Linked DNA regions of Homo sapiens: region 1 is linked to region 2. Evidence: chromatin loops called from intact Hi-C (ENCODE). Cell type or tissue: B cell. All regions are shown on one strand. Links, peaks and the distances in the headings refer to the core of each region. The heading gives the core; the rest is flanking DNA.

Region 1 (2,912 bases), core at 131-2,630, 60 kb before region 2:
ATTCATGTTCACGCAGAATATTATTTGGAATATTATTTTATATTATTTGGAAATAGAGCCTTTGCAGTTGCAATTAGTTATGGGACTCAAAGTGAAATTATCTTGCATTCAGGGCAGGCCTTATGAAAACAGGAGAGAACGCAGAGACGGAGGGTTTGTGAAGACGGAGGCATAGATTGGAGTGATGCATTCACAAGTCAAGGGGCACCAGGAACTGCAGACCCCACCGGAAATGGGAAGCGAGGCTGGGGACGGTTCCCTGCACAGCCTCCAAATGGAGCCACCCCTGACAGCACCTCGATTTCGGACCTCTGGCCCCCGAAGAGTGAGGAAGTAGGTTTCCGTTGTTTTAAACCACATTGTTTGTGGTACTTTGCTGAGGAAACGGACTCAGGGCTCAGCCTGTAAAGGGTGTTTACAGCATGGGTCTGAATGATGCCCTCCAGAACCTGTGCCAGTGTGTGTTGATGTTGGGGGGAGGTGGCCAGGCAGAGGAGCTTCGTGAATCTTCTTACTAACCAGTGAAAAGCAACAAGGAAGAAACAGACGGTGCGTTCCAAAGTAATTCTGGCCAGTGCTGCCTCTGCAGCTCTCTGGGTAAAAGCTCCGTAAAGACTGAAAATCAGGGAACCTCACTCCTACCCTGGTGCCCAGTACTGAAGCTCGGTGCCCAGTACTGAAGCTCGGTGCCCAGTACTGAAGCTCGGTGCCCAGTACTGAAAATCATCCTTACAATATCAGCATTGGCTTGGAGGGGTGTTACATATTTTTAAATATCAGCTTTATTGGGATAACTTACATACAGCAAAATGCATCCATTCTCAGGGTCCACTTCAGTGAGTTTTGACAACGACTGTGTTCCAGTGTAACTGCAACCCCAATCAAGATCTAGAACTTTCTACTCCCACCAGCTTCCCTGAGCTCCCTTCCTGTCAATCCCTCCCCGTCTCTCCCTGCTCCAGGCAACTGCTCACCTGTTTTCTGTGACTAAATAGAAGAGGCTTCCCCTAGGGTTTTGCATACTTGGAACCCTACGGAAGGCACTGTCTGTGCCTGCGTCTTCGCCCCGGCGAGCTGTTTCCAGAATCCTCTGGGCGGTGGCCTCGCCTCCTGGGCTGCGCTGCGATCAGCTGGGGCAGGCTGTGCTTCTCTTACCAACCCTGCTTCGGTGACACCGGGTTGTTTGCCTGACATTGGCCGTGGTGTGAGTGTTGACCTCACAGAAACGGGCCCGGGCTACCAGCCGGGGCTGCGTTCTCCCAGAGCACTGGAGGATACACATCTGCCGGTCACACGCTGGCCATGTCTTTTCACATTCAGAATAATTTCCTGATCACTCTTCTGCCCATATGAGCAAAAGTCCAGTCTCCATGATTGCCCTGCCCCGGCCTGCTCATAGCTCACCCTCCCGTGTTCCCAGGAATCCCAGGAGCCCGCCTCGAGGGCCGTATCCTGCTTCCAGAGGCATCGTGGACAGAGAAAGGAAGCCCGAGGCCCATCCCTGGCTTGACTGCGTGGGACGCGTTCTCCGCTGCCCTTGCTTCCCTCACGTGGAGCGGAGAGCAGGCGCTGAGAAGGGGCCCTGCGTGGTGACCCACTAGGGTTAGTTCAGAGCCTTGTGCACACAGACCCGAGGGGGTTTTCAAAGGAAGCTGACACCCCCGCGAGCTGAGGGCGGCTGTTCTCACGCATGCTCAGTGGCGCTCCCTGAGTGCTGAGAGCCACGGTCGGTGAGAGAGGAGCTTCCTGATGAGCCTCAGACGGTGCTGAAACCAGCCGACTCTGCCCAGGATCCTGAGTCCTGGTTTCCTGTTGACCCTTCCTTCCCTCACGACTTATTTCCCCTGGGAACTATCGATGTTCTTTTGGCCAGTGGGCTTCCGTTGAGGCCATCCTAATCATCAGAGAGGTTTTAGTCGAGTTAAACCTCAAAAGAGAAGGTGTTTCTTAATTTTCCCAGGGGTGCCCTTGGCCCTGATACAGATTTAGCTACCTTCCCCCGAAAGCCTCAAAGTTCTGCAAACTCACAGCCAAGCAAAACGCAGCTGCAGTCGAGCCAGCCTCGAAAGGTCTTACAACTTTCTGCAGTGGCCAGCTTGTTCTCTGTTTCCATGCCTTCCAGAATGAAGAAGATCAGTTCTAAGGTTTCTTACTATTTCTACCAAGAGACGACCATCGGCATTCCACAGACGGCTCCTCTAGCTGTGCACAATGCCTGTTCTTATCGTTATCACCCGCTTCGCGCCAGCGGTTCTCAATACAAATTCCTTGAGGTTTCACAGTCACAGATAGGTTGTATTTGTAGGGAAACAGAAGTGCTTCAGTGGAATACTATTGCTCTTTGTACAGAAACCTGACACCTAGTACTTCTGAATTCTAATCCTAGTTCTGTTAACAATTGGCTTTGTAGCAGCCTAGATAAAGTCAAATTATTTCTCTGTGTAAAAGAAAAACCTAACCAGTAGCAGGGGCACAGTAGTCTATGTGCCTTCCCTCTGGGCTTGTGGTTAGTCAGCAATGGGGGCTTTGTGAACTGCGTAGACCAGCACCCCACAGTCTGTTTCAGTTCCAGTTTATCCCATTGTCTCACGTGATCTTGAGTCATTTAATCATTCTGTGCTTTTTCAGCCTTCAGTGTAACAAAATAATTTACTAAGCACCTAGCAACTTGGGGTTTGCTTGAGGTTGTTATATCTGATTAGATATATCTCTATTAGATATTAGATGTGTCTGTACATGTAAAGTATGATACATTATATCCCCACAAGCCAAACAGGCACACGTAAGGCCAGCTTATAGCATTGAGATTTGGAAGACCCCTTAGAAGGTAGATCAGTGACCAACAACTGGGCAAGAAATTCCCTTGACAATGCAGCTGCTTGAGTAGTTTCAGTTTCAGAGCTCTCCTGTGG
Region 2 (2,912 bases), core at 150-2,649:
TGTCACGAGGACGCTCTGCCACTGATCACGGTCATGCTGACAGAATTCCTGGATACACTTGTCCTCTAACCTGCGATTTCAGTGACAAAGAAGACTTAAAAATGGAGATGGCCTGTGAGCTCATGGACTAGAGTGTGGTGTGGCCACATCGTACACTTATTGTCGGCCTGGTTGTAGTGTCCAGGTTCCAGCTACAGAGATTTCTTCTTAGTTTCTGAAGATACTAAGCATTTCCTGATTTTCAAAGAAGCACTTTTCCACTGCACATCCATTAGGATGGCTACTATAAAAACAGACAAACAAGCTGGAGAAGAACAAGTGTTGGTGAGGATATGAAGAAACTGGAACCCTTGTGTGCTGCTGGTGGGAATGCAAAAAGTGCAGCTGCTGTGAAAACAATATGGCAGTTCCTCACAACATCAAACACTGAATTGTCATATGATTCAGAAATTCCACTCCTGGGTATATCTGCAAAAGAACTCAACTAGGTCTCCAAGAGATGTTTGTACACCTGTGTTCACAACAGCACTATTTACAACAACCAAAAGGTGAATGTAACCCATGGATGCGTGGATAAGCAAAATGTGGTGTATGCAAGCAGTGGAATATCATTCATCCTTCAACAAAAAGGAAATTCTGACACAAGCCGTCACATGGGTGAGCCTTGAGGATATCATGCTAAGTAGAATAATCTAGCCATAAAAGGAAAATCCTATAGGTTTCCAGTCATAGGAGGAACATAGAGTGGTCAAATCCATAGCGAGAGAAAGTAGAGTGGTTGTTGACTGGGGCCGGGGAAACGGAAGTGGGGGGTTGCTATATAATGGGGCAGAGTTTCAGTTTTACCAGCCGAGGAGAGTTCTGGCGGTCGCCGGTGGTGGTGGTTGCACAGCAGTGTGATGTACTTAAAGGCACTGAATTGCACTTACAAATGATGAGAATGATACATTTTATGTATCTTTTACCACACACGCTAAAGAGGCATTATGAGGATGGCTATTATTTGAGGACCTCACAAGTACTTAGTGGAATGTTCTGGAAGCCCCTGGGAGTCACGAAATGCATTTCACAGTCCCCAGCCATGCTCACAGGCAAATGCAGAGTCCTTTTATTGTCCTGACCTTTAAATAAACCGAAAGTGTTGATTTTATTACTGGCAGAAATGATTATGAGAAGACAGAGGACGAGCTTTCTCTAGCTGTCACCCAGTAGATTTTAGAAAGAGAAACAACTAACGGAGTTTCCCAGCTGATAGCATTGCCTCCGTATGGACAAGAAATTCATCACTCCCGTGGAAACTGAAGCTCCTGGCTGTCTTTCCTGGATCTGCCAGAATTCTGACGGTGCCGATTTGCATGACTCTCAGACATGATGGTGCCCCTGCCTCATCACAGCAAGTGAGTCACGGGAGAAAAGAAACTGGAACTTGCTATTGGCAGCAAAACAGTCGTGGTCCTGAGACTCGCCATTCACCGTCTGTCCACACTTCCCTTTTGAGTCATTTCCTTATTCAGAGACAATAACGTGGAGAAGAATAAGACCCTTGTTATCTCATCTCTTTGAAGAAGAAACCCCATCTATGTGCAGTGCTGTGGATGCTCCTTTGATGAGATGGGGCTGGACACGTGAGAAACATCCCCGGAGGTGGGGGCCACTCGCGTGATCCTCAGCCTCCCAAGGGACAAGAAAAGTCCCATTTCATAGATGTGAGAAGCGAAATGAGGCACACAGAATAGCCATAGGAGATCCCAAAAGGATCTGCTACACAAGAAGAATGATAATCAACCTTTGATTTAACAGAACTTTTCAACTTCCAGTTCATAAGACACCCTTCCCATGCCAGGTTCTGTGTTGAGAATACAGAGGGAAAAACTATGTCCCCAAAGCCCCCACAATCTGGTTGGGGAAGTAAGCAATGAAAATAGAATTGTGTGATCACTTAAAAACAGCAAATTAGTATTTACTGATGCTTATGACATACTGTGCTAAATGTTTTGTGTTATTTTACTTAATCCCCACCATAATCCCACGAGGTACATTTTACTATCCCCATTTTACAGAAGTCCCCTTCTGTCCCAGGTCACAGAGCTAAGAAGTGATGGGGCAGGATGTTGTTGCCCAGGCCCTGAGCCACTCACCCGGCGAGTCTTAGACCTGACTGCCCATTGATAGAATTAATGAGGGGACTTCAGACCTACCAGTGCCCAGGCTCCTCCCCAGGCCAACTGAACCAGAACGCCCGGGGCTGGCCGAGGTATCAGGGCTTCCTAAAAGCTCTGGACCCCCCAGGCCTGCAGCGCTGCATCAGGCACACCTGTGAGCAGAGTGGAGGGCTGCCAGCTCCACCCAGGAGATGTCAGAAAGAACTCGAGAGACAGCGGTGTGGAGCTGACACCACCCCAGATATAGGCGCATTTTGCCAGGCTAAAAATGCACACAGGGAAGGCAGAGTGTACAGAAAGTTGTGGTATCCTGGAGAAAAGACAGTGCATTCCCAGGGAAAAAGCCATAGATCAAGGGGTTTGGGAGAGTCTGTAGCCCCATGACATTCCCGCGCACAGTGCTGGACTGCAGAGCTTTTCCTGTGAGTGGAGGGGTGGGCTGTATCCCTCCAGTGGGAGCCTATTCCTACAGGGCATCTGTCCCCACCTGTGGGGGTCTATTCCTACAGGGCATCTGTCCCCACCTGTGGGGGTCTATTCCTACAGGGCATCTGTCAGGGGGCCATGCCACTTCACTGTGTGGATTCCACCTGTGCAGAGAGTTATGGATCTCAACATCCAACAGCAGAAAAACAGTTAAGAAACACCCATAGTGTCGACTATTGTGTAACCATGCAAAGAATGCTTATGGGGCATTTATTATGATATGAAAAATGATTCTGTCAAATGTTAGGTTTTTCAAAGCAGCAC

The links. A loop is a pair of places that touch in the nucleus more often than their neighbours do. Peaks named below come from ENCODE experiments on the same cell type or tissue, not always from the same donor. Only the 100,000 strongest peaks of a DNase experiment are listed, where the experiment ranks them.
Region 1: a loop joins it to region 2, with 2.9 times the contacts of the local background. A loop is called at or near these places in 6 of 110 quality-filtered maps.

Annotation. Positions count from the first base shown.
Region 1 is chr6:167,092,513-167,095,424 of GRCh38, forward strand. No RefSeq gene overlaps it. Among named protein-coding and RNA genes, the nearest start is that of CCR6, 29 kb to the right of the region's middle. RefSeq lists enhancers at 814-883, 994-1,363, 2,694-2,753. In B cell, for the core only: no CTCF peak of the experiment used is centred there; DNase peaks (open chromatin) are centred at 349, 1,079, 1,689 and 2,579; H3K4me3 peaks cover 2,500 bases; H3K27ac peaks cover 2,500 bases.
Region 2 is chr6:167,152,242-167,155,153 of GRCh38, forward strand. No RefSeq gene overlaps it. Among named protein-coding and RNA genes, the nearest start is that of GPR31, 4.3 kb to the right of the region's middle. In B cell, for the core only: no CTCF peak of the experiment used is centred there; DNase peaks (open chromatin) are centred at 920 and 1,530; H3K4me3 peaks cover 1,484 bases; H3K27ac peaks cover 2,166 bases.